Linked DNA regions of Homo sapiens: region 1 is linked to region 2. A link is a loop called in an ENCODE intact Hi-C map of the cell type or tissue named here. Cell type or tissue: tibial artery. All regions are shown on one strand. Each heading gives the region's core, and the rest is flanking DNA. Links, peaks and the distances in the headings are about the cores only.

The links. Peaks named below come from ENCODE experiments on the same cell type or tissue, not always from the same donor. Only the 100,000 strongest peaks of a DNase experiment are listed, where the experiment ranks them.
Region 1: it touches region 2 in a loop (5-fold over the local background); 8 of 110 quality-filtered maps call a loop at or near these places.

What each region holds. Positions count from the first base shown.
Region 1 is chr1:47,501,342-47,506,709 of GRCh38, reverse strand. LOC124904173 (a long non-coding RNA gene) reads left to right here. Exons shown (of 2, transcript XR_007066066.1): 2 at 155-486. Among named protein-coding and RNA genes, the nearest start is that of FOXD2, 66 kb to the right of the region's middle. RefSeq lists a silencer at 3,452-3,622. In tibial artery, for the core only: a CTCF peak has its summit at 2,676; no DNase peak of the experiment used is centred there; H3K27me3 peaks cover 420 bases.
Region 2 is chr1:47,707,755-47,713,122 of GRCh38, reverse strand. No RefSeq gene overlaps it. Among named protein-coding and RNA genes, the nearest start is that of LINC01738, 22 kb to the right of the region's middle. RefSeq lists enhancers at 1,813-2,313, 4,100-5,066 and a silencer at 2,383-2,452. In tibial artery, for the core only: CTCF peaks have their summits at 2,442 (motif pointing right) and 3,369; DNase peaks (open chromatin) are centred at 272, 2,112 and 2,442; H3K4me3 peaks cover 2,220 bases; H3K27ac peaks cover 1,808 bases; H3K27me3 peaks cover 2,130 bases.

The sequences.
Region 1 (5,368 bases), core at 261-5,260, 210 kb after region 2:
CCTCCAGAAAGCTGAAATCCAGGCACCCATACCTCCCACCCCATTATCCTACCACAGTCAGAAGTTGTGGAGACACTGGTTACATGGCGAGCAGGAATAGCTCAGCACAGAAAGTGGGAAACTGCTGTCCCAACCCCTACCAGTTTCTCTGCAGATGTGCTGTGTGACCCAGGACAAGATGCTTTGCCCTCTGAGCTGGTGAAAACGAAGATGATGCTCCCTTCATGTTAGGCTGAAATAGAACACAAACAGAGACGCGGCAAGATGATGAACATCCTTCCAAATTTTCCATTAGACTGGGTTGGCTACCTTTAAAAATAAGAACAAAACAAAAATAATCCTCAGAAAAGCCTCATGAAGTTCAAAAGCTCCATTGCACATGTTGCCTCCAAAGGGGCAAGAATTTTGCCATTGTCACCCCTGTATTCCCCTCCTAAAACAGAACCTGGCATATAGTAGGTGCTCAATAAATATTGGTTGAATTGATAAATTTGTTCATTGAGCTATTTGCTCGTTCATTCACTTATCATATAATCCCTGTGCCATTGTTTTGTACCAGGCCTTAACTGTCCCCCACCCAAAAAGAAGGGACCCTCTTGCTTAAGCTTCACTAATATCCCAGGTAAATGCATATCACTTTAAATTCATGGCTTCCCACCTCCTTCGAGCCTCAAAACTGCCAGGAAATGCAACTGTTTCCCAGCTCTTTATGCTTCCCACAGTGGTGGTTCAAATTTTCCTCTCTCTCTTCAGATCCTCCAACCTTTCCCTTCCTTCCCCTGCCCTTTCAACAGGTGACCTTCATGGACAAAACAAAAGCCATCAACTTTCAGCCACAAACCTACACATTCACCTGTGCTTCCTCCAAACCTCATCTCCTTCCCTTTTATTGTAATGAAAGCATCTCTCCTCCCATAAGAAGCCAGCTCTTCCCCTCTGGATCCACCCAGGAGAGTTCACCCCATTGACTCACCTCCTCTTTGTCCATATCTTCTACCTCGGAATTTCTCAAGCTGCCCATTTTGAACCATTTTAGGTTCACAAATTCAGTTCAGGGTACTGTGACCAGCAGTATTTAACAATAAAATAGGATGGGGCATGGTGGCTCATGTCTATAATTCCAACACTTTGGGAGCCCGAGGCAGGAGGATCACTTGAGCCCAAGAGCTTGAGACCAGACTGGGCAATATAGCAAGATCCTGTCTCTCCAAAACAAATTTTAAAATTAGCCAGGGGTAGTGGCATGCACCTGTAGTCACAGCTACTTGGGAGGCTGAGGCAAGAGGAACACTTGAGCCCAGGAGTTCGAGGCTGCAGTGAGCTATGATCATGCCACTGCACTCTAGCCTGGGCAACAGAGCAAGATCCTATCTCTTAAAAAAAATTTTTTTAAGTAAAATAGGAAAGAAAATATCAGAGCACATCACACACAGTAAAGATGAGTATATGTCACAAAACTTTTGTTTAAGTTGTGTCAGTGTGTGTAAGTGTCTCAGGTCTGGAAGGACATGTCTGTCTAACTGTGGGTTGTGTCAAGAAAGTGTGAAAGATGTTGTTCTACCTCCCTTTTTCTACTGCCTCCTTCCCATCAGTGGGTAAACTCCTTAAGAATCTCAACCGGTTCTCAACCCAAATGTCCAACAATGATAGACTGGATTAAGAAAATGTGGCACATATACACCATGGAATACTATGCAGCCATAAAAAATGATGAGTTCATGTCCTTTGTAGGGACATGGATGAAGCTGGAAACCATCATTATCAGCAAACTATCGCAAGGACAAAAAACCAAACACCGCATGTTCTCACTCATAGGTGGGAATTGAACAATGAGAACACATGGACACAGGAAGGGGAACATCACACACCGGGGACTGTTGTGGGGTGGGGGGAGGGGGGAGGGATAGCATTAGGAGAGATACCTAATGCTAAATGACGAGTTAATGGGTGCAGCACACCAACATGGCTCATGTATACATATGTAACTAACCTGCACGTTGTGCACATGTACCCTAAAACTTAAAGTATAATAATAATAATAATAAAAAGAAAAGGCAAGCAACAACAACAACAAAAAAAGAACAGAAAGCTGAGTTCAGAGAAGCTAAATATCTTGCAATTCCTTGTAGCTAATAAATAAATGACAAATCCTTATTGTAAAAAAAATAAAAAATAAAAAAAAGAATCTCAACCGGTTCTTCAAGCCCAGTTCTCTTTCAGCTACTGCACCCCCCAAATCTCCTCCCAACCAGTCTTCTTTAAAGAGTCATCTACACTCAGGCTGGGTGTGGTGGCTCACTCCTGTAATCCCAGCACTTTGGGAGGCCAAGGCGGGTGGATCACTTGAGGTCAGGAGTTCGATACCAACCTGACCAATATGGTGAAACCCCATCTCTACTAAAAATACAAAATTAGCCAGGCATGGTGGTGCATGCCTGTAATCTCAGCTACTTGGGAGGCTAAGACAGGAGACTTGCTTGAACCCGGGAAGCGGAGGTTGCAGTGAGCCGAGACTGTGACATTGTGCTTCAGCCTGGGCAACAAGAGTGAGACTCTGTCTCAAAAAAAAAAAAAAAAAAAAGAGTTATCTACACCGAGTATCTACACATCTTCACCTCCCATTCCTCTGCACATCAGCACTGTCCCTGAGACCCACTACCCCGCTGTGGCAAGGCTGCCACCTACCTGCTGCTAAACCCAGCAAGAGTTTCCCTGGCTTGGCTTGCGGGGCTCTCAGAGCCCTCACTGTTCCTTGACTCTCACATCCTCATCTTCTCCTGGTTTTCCTCCTTCCTCTATGGCCTGCCTTCTTAATCTCCTCTGTGGGCCCTCCCGTTTCTGCCTAGCTCTTAGTGTTGGTGTTCCCCAGGGCTCACTCCTCGACCCTCTTCTCTTCTCTTTTCCCCTCAGTAATCGTAGTCTCAAGGTCCATAGGCTGATAATGCCCAACTCGGCATCTCCATCCCAACTCTCTTCCTTGACCCCAGGCTCTCACCTTCCTCTGCATCCCTGCTGGCTGCCCCACAGGCTCCTCCTTCTCAGCATCTTCAAAGGCCAGTCAGCGTCTTCCTGCACCTTCCCTAATGTTCCTTGTCTGTAGCAGCACCTCTGCCCACCACAACACCCCAACCAGACAGCAGGCATCCCTATGACTCCTTAGAGCCCGAGCTGTCCAGACACTACCTCCTGACACCTCTCCGCTCTCTCTCCACTTCTCTCCATCCCACCACCATTCTGAGTCAGAACTTAATCATTCTGCCCAAATAACTTCCAGAGTTATCTCACTAAGGGGTCTCCAATCCATCTTTCTAATAGGACCATGTTCCCCTCTGTTTTAAACCTCCAGTGTCTCTCCTCGGCTGCTGGAATAAAGTCCAGTCTTCAGGAACACACCCTGAAAGATGTGTCCACGGGGACACTCTGCCTTCAGCCACTCTGATTTATGCTCTCACCCTAACTGGTGCTCTTTGGGCTGGGTGGCGTGGGACCGGCTGGCCCCTCAGCTTGCTCAGCTTCCCTAAATACCCTCACTCTCAGGTTCCTCTTGCCAAGACTGGGCTGACCCAGGGTACCCCAAGCTCACGTTCAAAGACTCAGGCCGGGCCCAGCTGCTTGGCTCCATAAATGGGGATTAGGCGCCCCCCTTTGAGGCGGGCGGGTGGGCTGTGAGAAGAGTTGGTTTGGTATAGATTTTATGGCAGGATCACATTTCGTCATCAGACCCCCCCTCTGAAGCCAGCGAAGGGCAGGTCAGGGGCAGGGGAGTGGGAACCTGAGCTGTTCCATCAGCCCAGAGCAGAGAGTTGCTGGCACAGGAGGGGGCCTGGGAATCTGGGGCCCCGAGTTCCAGCCTCCCCTTTGCTGCTCCCACTGCTGTGTGAACTTGGGCACATTCTTTCATTCTCTGGTCTGTGAAATGGGGGCCCTAGACTAGACAGGCTCTCAGGCCAACTCCATTTCCAGACCCCCAATGCCCTCTCCCAGTCTAAATCATAACAAAAGCATCACCCCTCTCAGGAGGCTGCAGAGCTATGATACACTTACACACCCATGGATTAGGGTTGCCACATAAAACACAGGATGCCTAGTTAAATTTGAATTTTAGATAAATTACAAATCATTTTCAGCATAAGTATGCCCCAAATATTGTACAGACATACTTATATTAAAACAATTTGTTATTTATCTGAAATTCAAATTTGACTGGAAGCCCTGTATGTATTTATTAATTATTATTATTATTATTATTTTTTTTTTTTTTTTTGCTGAATTTGGCATCCTTATCCTAGATGCACTGGAGTTTACAGGACTCATGGTCCATCTAAGCAAAATAGGTCAGATTTTAACAGGTTTAAGTGGTCTTGGCAAAATCATCAAGCTGGGCAGAGACCTGTCGTCAAGAGCCAGTAGAGATTTGGTGAAGGATGTTCCAGGCAAAAGGAACAGCATAGGCAGAAACCTAGAGGAAGGATGGTGTTGGCCAAGTTCCAGGAAAGGCAGTAACAGACCAATGTGTAGGCTGTAGACTCGAAGTGGCAGGAAAGGCAGATGGTAAGGTTAGTTGGAATCAAATCATGCCATATTCCATCTATGCTGCTACTGATATTAGAGGAAGGGACCCAGAGGAGGGTTTGAGCTGAAATAGGACCACAGCCAGAGATGAAGTACAGGGAGCAGGATCTAGCTTCCCAAAGATTAGAGGAAAGACAACTGAGATGATCTGGAAGAAGGACCTTTAGGACCTAGCCAGGGAATTTGGGCTCAGATCCTTTCTCTGAGCAGAATAAATAATAAATAGCAGTCGGTAAATGATAGCTGTCATTATGATCAGTGGTCAGTAAGTGCTGTGGTTTGTTACCCACTGACCTCATCCCCAGGCAGTCAGCATGGGGCCAGAGCCATTGCTTAACTGCTGGGAGCTCAGATATGATGGAACAATGACAGTTTACAGATTCGCCATCGAGCTGTGCCACCCTTCCCTTGTTCTGGTGTCCAATATCAATGAGAAATAAACCGCCAGGGAGAATACTATGAATACAAGGGCATTTTAGGGACCAGTGAAAATTATCTAAGGCAGAGGAGCTACTTTATAAGAGTCCCTACAAAATCCACTTACGTGAATCTCTCCTGTCACTCTCACAGCAACTCTAGGTGGTGGGTATTTAAGCTCCATTCTAGAGATGTGAAAACCAAGGCTCAGAGAGAAGTCATTTGTCCAAGGTTCTTAACTAATAATAGAGAGACGTCAGTTTTAAAATCCAATAAGTGGTGCATGCCTGTAGTCCCAGCTACTCGGGAGGCTGGCATGGGAGGATGGCCTGAGCCCAGGAGGTGGAGGTTGCAGCAGCTGAGATCGCACCACTGCACT
Region 2 (5,368 bases), core at 57-5,056:
ACGAGCAAACAAATGAATGCGCGTGAATGCATGAAGAAGCGTGGGCCAGCAGCAAGAGAATAACATTTGGAGTCAGGAGACCCAAGTTGGATCCATGCCTGTCACCTACTAGCTGAGTGACCTTAGGCAAGTCACTTAACCTTGCTGAGCCTCAGTTAATAATAGCAATAATCCCTGCCTCTCGGGTGGTTGTGAGGATTAAATGAAAGTGCTGGGTGGGACTGCTTTGTTAATGGCAGGGCGCTGTGCAAATGTTAGTTCTAATTATTCTCTACAATTATGACTGCTCCGCGGGAGGTGCGTGTGTGAGCGAGGGTAGGGAAGGCTGTGCATGTGGGGAGGTCTGTGACCAGGCTGTGTGTGCATGTGTATTGTGTGTGGGTGTGTTTGGAGAACTGGGGCCATTAGAAAAACCATCAGCCCTCTAAGTTGTTCTTTCTTTTGCTAAACTCAACCTGCCAGGCTGACATCGGAAGCCGGAATTAGTGGGAAGTCTGGGGGGACGGGATTAGCAGCTGAACTTTCTATTCCTGGAGACCCTCTTTTCTCAGGAGGTCAAAGCAATTTCCATATATTATCCTGCTGGCAGCTTGGGAAGGTCAGGGAAACAGCAAACACATGACGTGCATTCCTCAGATGGAGAAACCAAGGCAGGAAGGGCAGCTACTGTGGCCCCCTGCCGTACTCCTGTTTGAACCACCATCTGAAGGACTTTTCTGCCACCTGGGCCTGGCCTGCCTGGCTGGCAGCGGTTCATTCATTTGAGTGCTTATTGCCATCCCCTTCACCCCTGTTTCCAGCGCTGGGCTGTGAGTGTTCCACCAGAAGGATTAGAGCCAGGACCCTAAGTCCCTGCTGACTAGATGCATGCAACCATCGGAGGGTCTGACTTTGGCTCAGTGTTCACCTTTCACTCCCTGGCCAGGCTGTGGCCCTAACTCCCCTCCAGCAGATCTTCAAGTTCAGTTCTCCTCCAGAAAGTTGGCCTGACTGTCCTATCTGGCAGTTGTAGAAGTCGTTCTCCTCTGAGCCACAGGTGTGAAGGGACCAAGAGGAAGGGGGCTTGGAGGCCCAGCCGCATTGCTTCTGTTGATGCTGAGGGCCAGCCCAGAAATGTTCTGTGAAACTGACCAGAATAAGAGCAGCCCAGACAGAGGTAGTGTGAATGTGGAGCTGGTGAACTGAGAAGCCTCAGAGGAAGTTCTCTGAAGGGTTAGAGCAGTGACTGTCAAAGTGTCATGCATCACCTGGGAACTGCTGATTCTCCTGCCCCACACCAGAACTAATGTGTCGGAACCCTAGGGGAAGGGGCTTAGCAAGTGTTTTAGCAAGGCTTCTAGTTGATTCTGATGCTCCAGCAGTTTGAGAACCACTGGGCTCAAACTGCACCAACTCCCTGCACCTGCAGCCAGGCACCTGTCTCCCCAGCTAGATCTCAGGAAGCCCCACCTTCCCCACACTGGTTTTTGTTGGCTCTGAAGACAGCCCTAGACTCCGGGTCTTGCAGATGGGGAAGGTTACAGCTTTCATCTCGGGGTCTGTGTCCCCACCTGTAAGGAGGAGGAGGCCTCCCAGAACCTGTCCAAGGCCCTGGAGAAAAGTTGCTGAATTGCAGGACTGTGGGCAGCCGGCAACACAGTGCTGGGCTCATGTCCCAGCAGCAGCCCCAACCCTGAGCTCTCGGTTCTCTGGTTAGCCACGGAGGTATGTAATCCTCGGTTTGCCGCCCACCCACCACCAGCTGGAGTAGTCACACCAAATGCCATCCTCCCTGATTAAAGCAGCCATGGCGCTGGTACCCCGCGCTGGACTCAGTGCTCCAGTCGCCTGGCCCTGGTTCGTAATTCACCCCTCCCCCAACAGTCCTAAGAGGCGGGGTCCTCCCGGTTTTACAGATTCAGAACTGAGACCCAAAAATGTTCTGTAGTTTGTCTGAGACCTCACAGCCTGTTCTAGACTAGAATTTGAACCCGAGTCTGTCTGACTCCAAAGCCCTCTTCCTTAAACCTCGGTGAGAGCCAGACCCTAGCCTGGGAGCCGGGTGCACGTGAGGGGGGAAGCAGATCCAGTCTGGGTGCTGGCTCCGCTACTCGCCAGCGAGTGGCCTTGGGCCTGCTTCGGTTGCCCCATCTGTATAGTGGGAATAATAATTATTGCCCTGCTGGCCTTACAGGACTCCTGTAAAAAATCAAGGACGGGGTGGAAGCGAGTGGAAAACTACCGTGGTGTTCAAACGCTGTGACTGGGTGTCCCATGTGCTTTACAGCATACAAAGCGTACGGTATACAAAATGCATCCTCGTGTGGTCTCAGGTCACCCTCTCCGCAGCTAATCGATCCTCGCCTGCGCAATCATTGAGAGAGAGGAGTCAGATGCCGCGTCCAAGTCCAGCAGGACCGCGGGACACGGGTCAGCCCAGCAGCCGCCTGCGCCTCCGGCCACGAACGCAAGAGGGCGCCATGGGCCTGCAGCGAGCCCCGGCTGCCCGACCCGCAGAGCGCAACCTCTCTCGCGCTCCGCTTCGCCCCGCAGCTTCCAGGCTTCGCTCAGGGCCTGGAGGTGCGTGGGGTTCCAGGGGCGTCCGGGAGGGATGGCGGAGAGTTGTGCAGTCTGAACTTGAAATTTGAAGTCAGAAAAACCAGCTGCCTCTTACTGCTGTGTGACCTCTTGTGAGACGTTTGGCCTCTCTGAGCTTCATTTATAATTATAGGAATATAATTATCTGCCGCCACGCCAAGCCAGCCCGCCGCAGGCACCTAGGCCCATAAAAAGAGATGGCTAAGTCTGGCTCTCAGTGCAAACATTCACACGTTAGGATTCATGTAAAGCCCTTTCTCCTGCTCTCCCCGCCCCCACCCCCGTGTACTCAGCATCTGAAGCCCCTCCAGCGAGGTATGAATGGTCTCTGCATTCTCATTTTTTGGGCGCGCAGACTAAGGCTCAGGCTGCTCTTTCTGGGATCATGTGGCTCATCCGGACAGAGACTGGCTGGCCTTCCGGCACCAGCACCAGACTCCGACCCTTCCAGGTCCCGCGGCCTCGGCGCCAGCCGGCATGGCCTGGGAGAGCGGGCCTCGGCGGCGGGGTGCTGGAGAGTCGCTTCCAATCTTCCGCAGACACCGGGTTGCTCCGGAGGCCAAAACAGTCGGAGAAGCCTAGGGGCCAGAATGCTCAGCCCCACCCCGCCCGGTCCCCGCTGAAGGGCAGCGAAGGGCAGCGGGTGTTCGGCCCCCAGTTCTGGGCTCAGCCTCTGGCCCGACTGTAACCCGCCATCCCGAGATTGCCGGGCCGCAACGCGCGCCCGCGTGTGTGGTCGGGGCTCGGTGGCTCTGGGCACTGACGGCGCACCCCGATTCCCGGGTCTCGTGGGTGCTCCTGCGCGCTCTCCCCTAGCGGTCGGCTCGAGCTGCGCCAGCAGAGCCCCTCCACTGCGGTGGGACTGCCAGGGTCAGGCCGGGGGAGGGGCGGCCCCGCGGCCTAGCCCGCGCCCTCTGCCGCGGCTGTTTGCACACATGTAATTAGCGCTAATTATCCCGGGCTTTCAGCTCGCCAGCTCCCGGCTTGAGAGCCGCGCGCCCGGTGTGAGAGCGGCCCGGGAGCAGCTGCCCCTACGCGCGAGCCCTCTCCGCCCGGGCCGGGGACACTGCGGCTCCATCCGAGTCCCCGGGACCTTGCGTCGTGTATCTGTGTGTGCCCGAGTGCCTACACTAGTGCTGGCTCGCGAGCGTCTTTGTGTGTCCGCCGCTGTGTGTTTGAAGATGCCGCCGGGGAAGGTTCGCGGGAAGCCGACGCAGATGGGGAGAGGAGGGGGTCTCAGGATAGCGGTGGTGGGGATGAAATGGTTCTCAGCTGCTAAGGAAGGAAGCTCTAGCGCCCCACTCCCTCCAGTCTGCCGCGAGTCCTGCGTAAACAGGACCCCCCGGGGCCGAGAATCCCGGGATTGCTGCTGTAACCGCCCAGCCCAGGCGTTGTCAAGCCAAACAAGTTTCCCCGGCCCCTGAGCCGTTTCGTCCCTTCTAGAAGGCCCCCGGTGCTGCCACTGCCTGCTTGAACGGGCCACCAGCGCGCCTTCCTTCTACAGGTGGCAGGGCCAGGCTCTGAAAGGTTAGGGCGCTGGCCCCGGGAGCCGCAGCAGGCGGGGGGCGCCACCCCCAGAGCCGGATTCAGGCTCGCTAGAGCTCAGAGGGTCGGCTGGGGCCAGGGAGATCGCCTCCGACTCCCAGGTCCTCTTTTCTCTCTGATCTCAGAACCCCAGCCCTTGCCGACCCGGGTGCTGCGTACTCAGCCCGTTCCCGCCGCGTCCCTCCAGCCCTCTCCCAAGGGCCAGTTCACCCTCCTCCACTCGGAAAGGAACCAGAGAGCCAGGGGGAAGCAAGCTCAGCCCCAGGGGCCTTAGGCGGAGATGGGGGCGTCAGCCTAGGTCCCCGGAGCCGGGTTTCTCAGCACACCCTCCGCCCCTCGCCGCTAGAGCGGCCCCTGGCCTTCCCCTCCCTGGGCACGGCATCCCTTGTCCAGGCTCCTGGGCACGGCATCCCTTGTCCAGGCTCCTGGGCACGGCATCCCTTGTCCAGGCTCCTGGGCACGGCATCCCTTGTCCAGGCTCCTGGGCACGGCATCCCTTGTCCAGGCTCCTGGGCACGGCATCCCTTGTCCAGGCTGCTGGGCACGGCATCCCTTGTCCAGGCTCCTGGGCACAGTCTCTTCCGGCCTGTCTCTCTCTTCCTCTCTGACCTGCTTCCCCGTTTCCCCGGTGTCTCGCTGTGCCTTTGCCTCTGTCTCTGCCTCTCATTTTCTCTGCCTCTCTCTCATCGGATCTTTGCCCGCGAAGCTACCCCCATCCCCCGCCCCCGCAAAGGAACACACACGGGCAGAATCCGCCTTTGCAATAAAAAACGACAACTGGGAAACAGTGAATTAAAAAGCATTAACTTAAAAACAAGCCATGTGTCTGCAAATACGTTCCAAATGACAGCCCTTTGGGAGTAGGGGTGTGTCGGCCACATGTTCTGGAGCCTCAGACGCAAAATGTAGGGGGAGCTCAGTGACTCGCGGTGTACCCCTCCTGCTAGCCACCTGGGACAGCGGGATCTGGGGGGAAGGGAGTCTCCTCTCCACCCTGTCATGGACCCCTACCGGGTCCCCTGGACCCTTTTAGCGTTCTGGCATCTGCTGGTCCCGCCTACTCCCTCCCCACCCCCCCCCCCCCACAAACTTTCCCAACGCTGACCTCAACTCTCCTTTTGCGCCAGCCCTCCCCGTCCCCACCCCACTCACATCGATTCCACCTCCCCCCATCCCAAGTCTTCCACCCCACACCCCTTGTTGCACCAGAGGCCTGCCCTGACCCACCCTCATTCTGCCCTCCTGC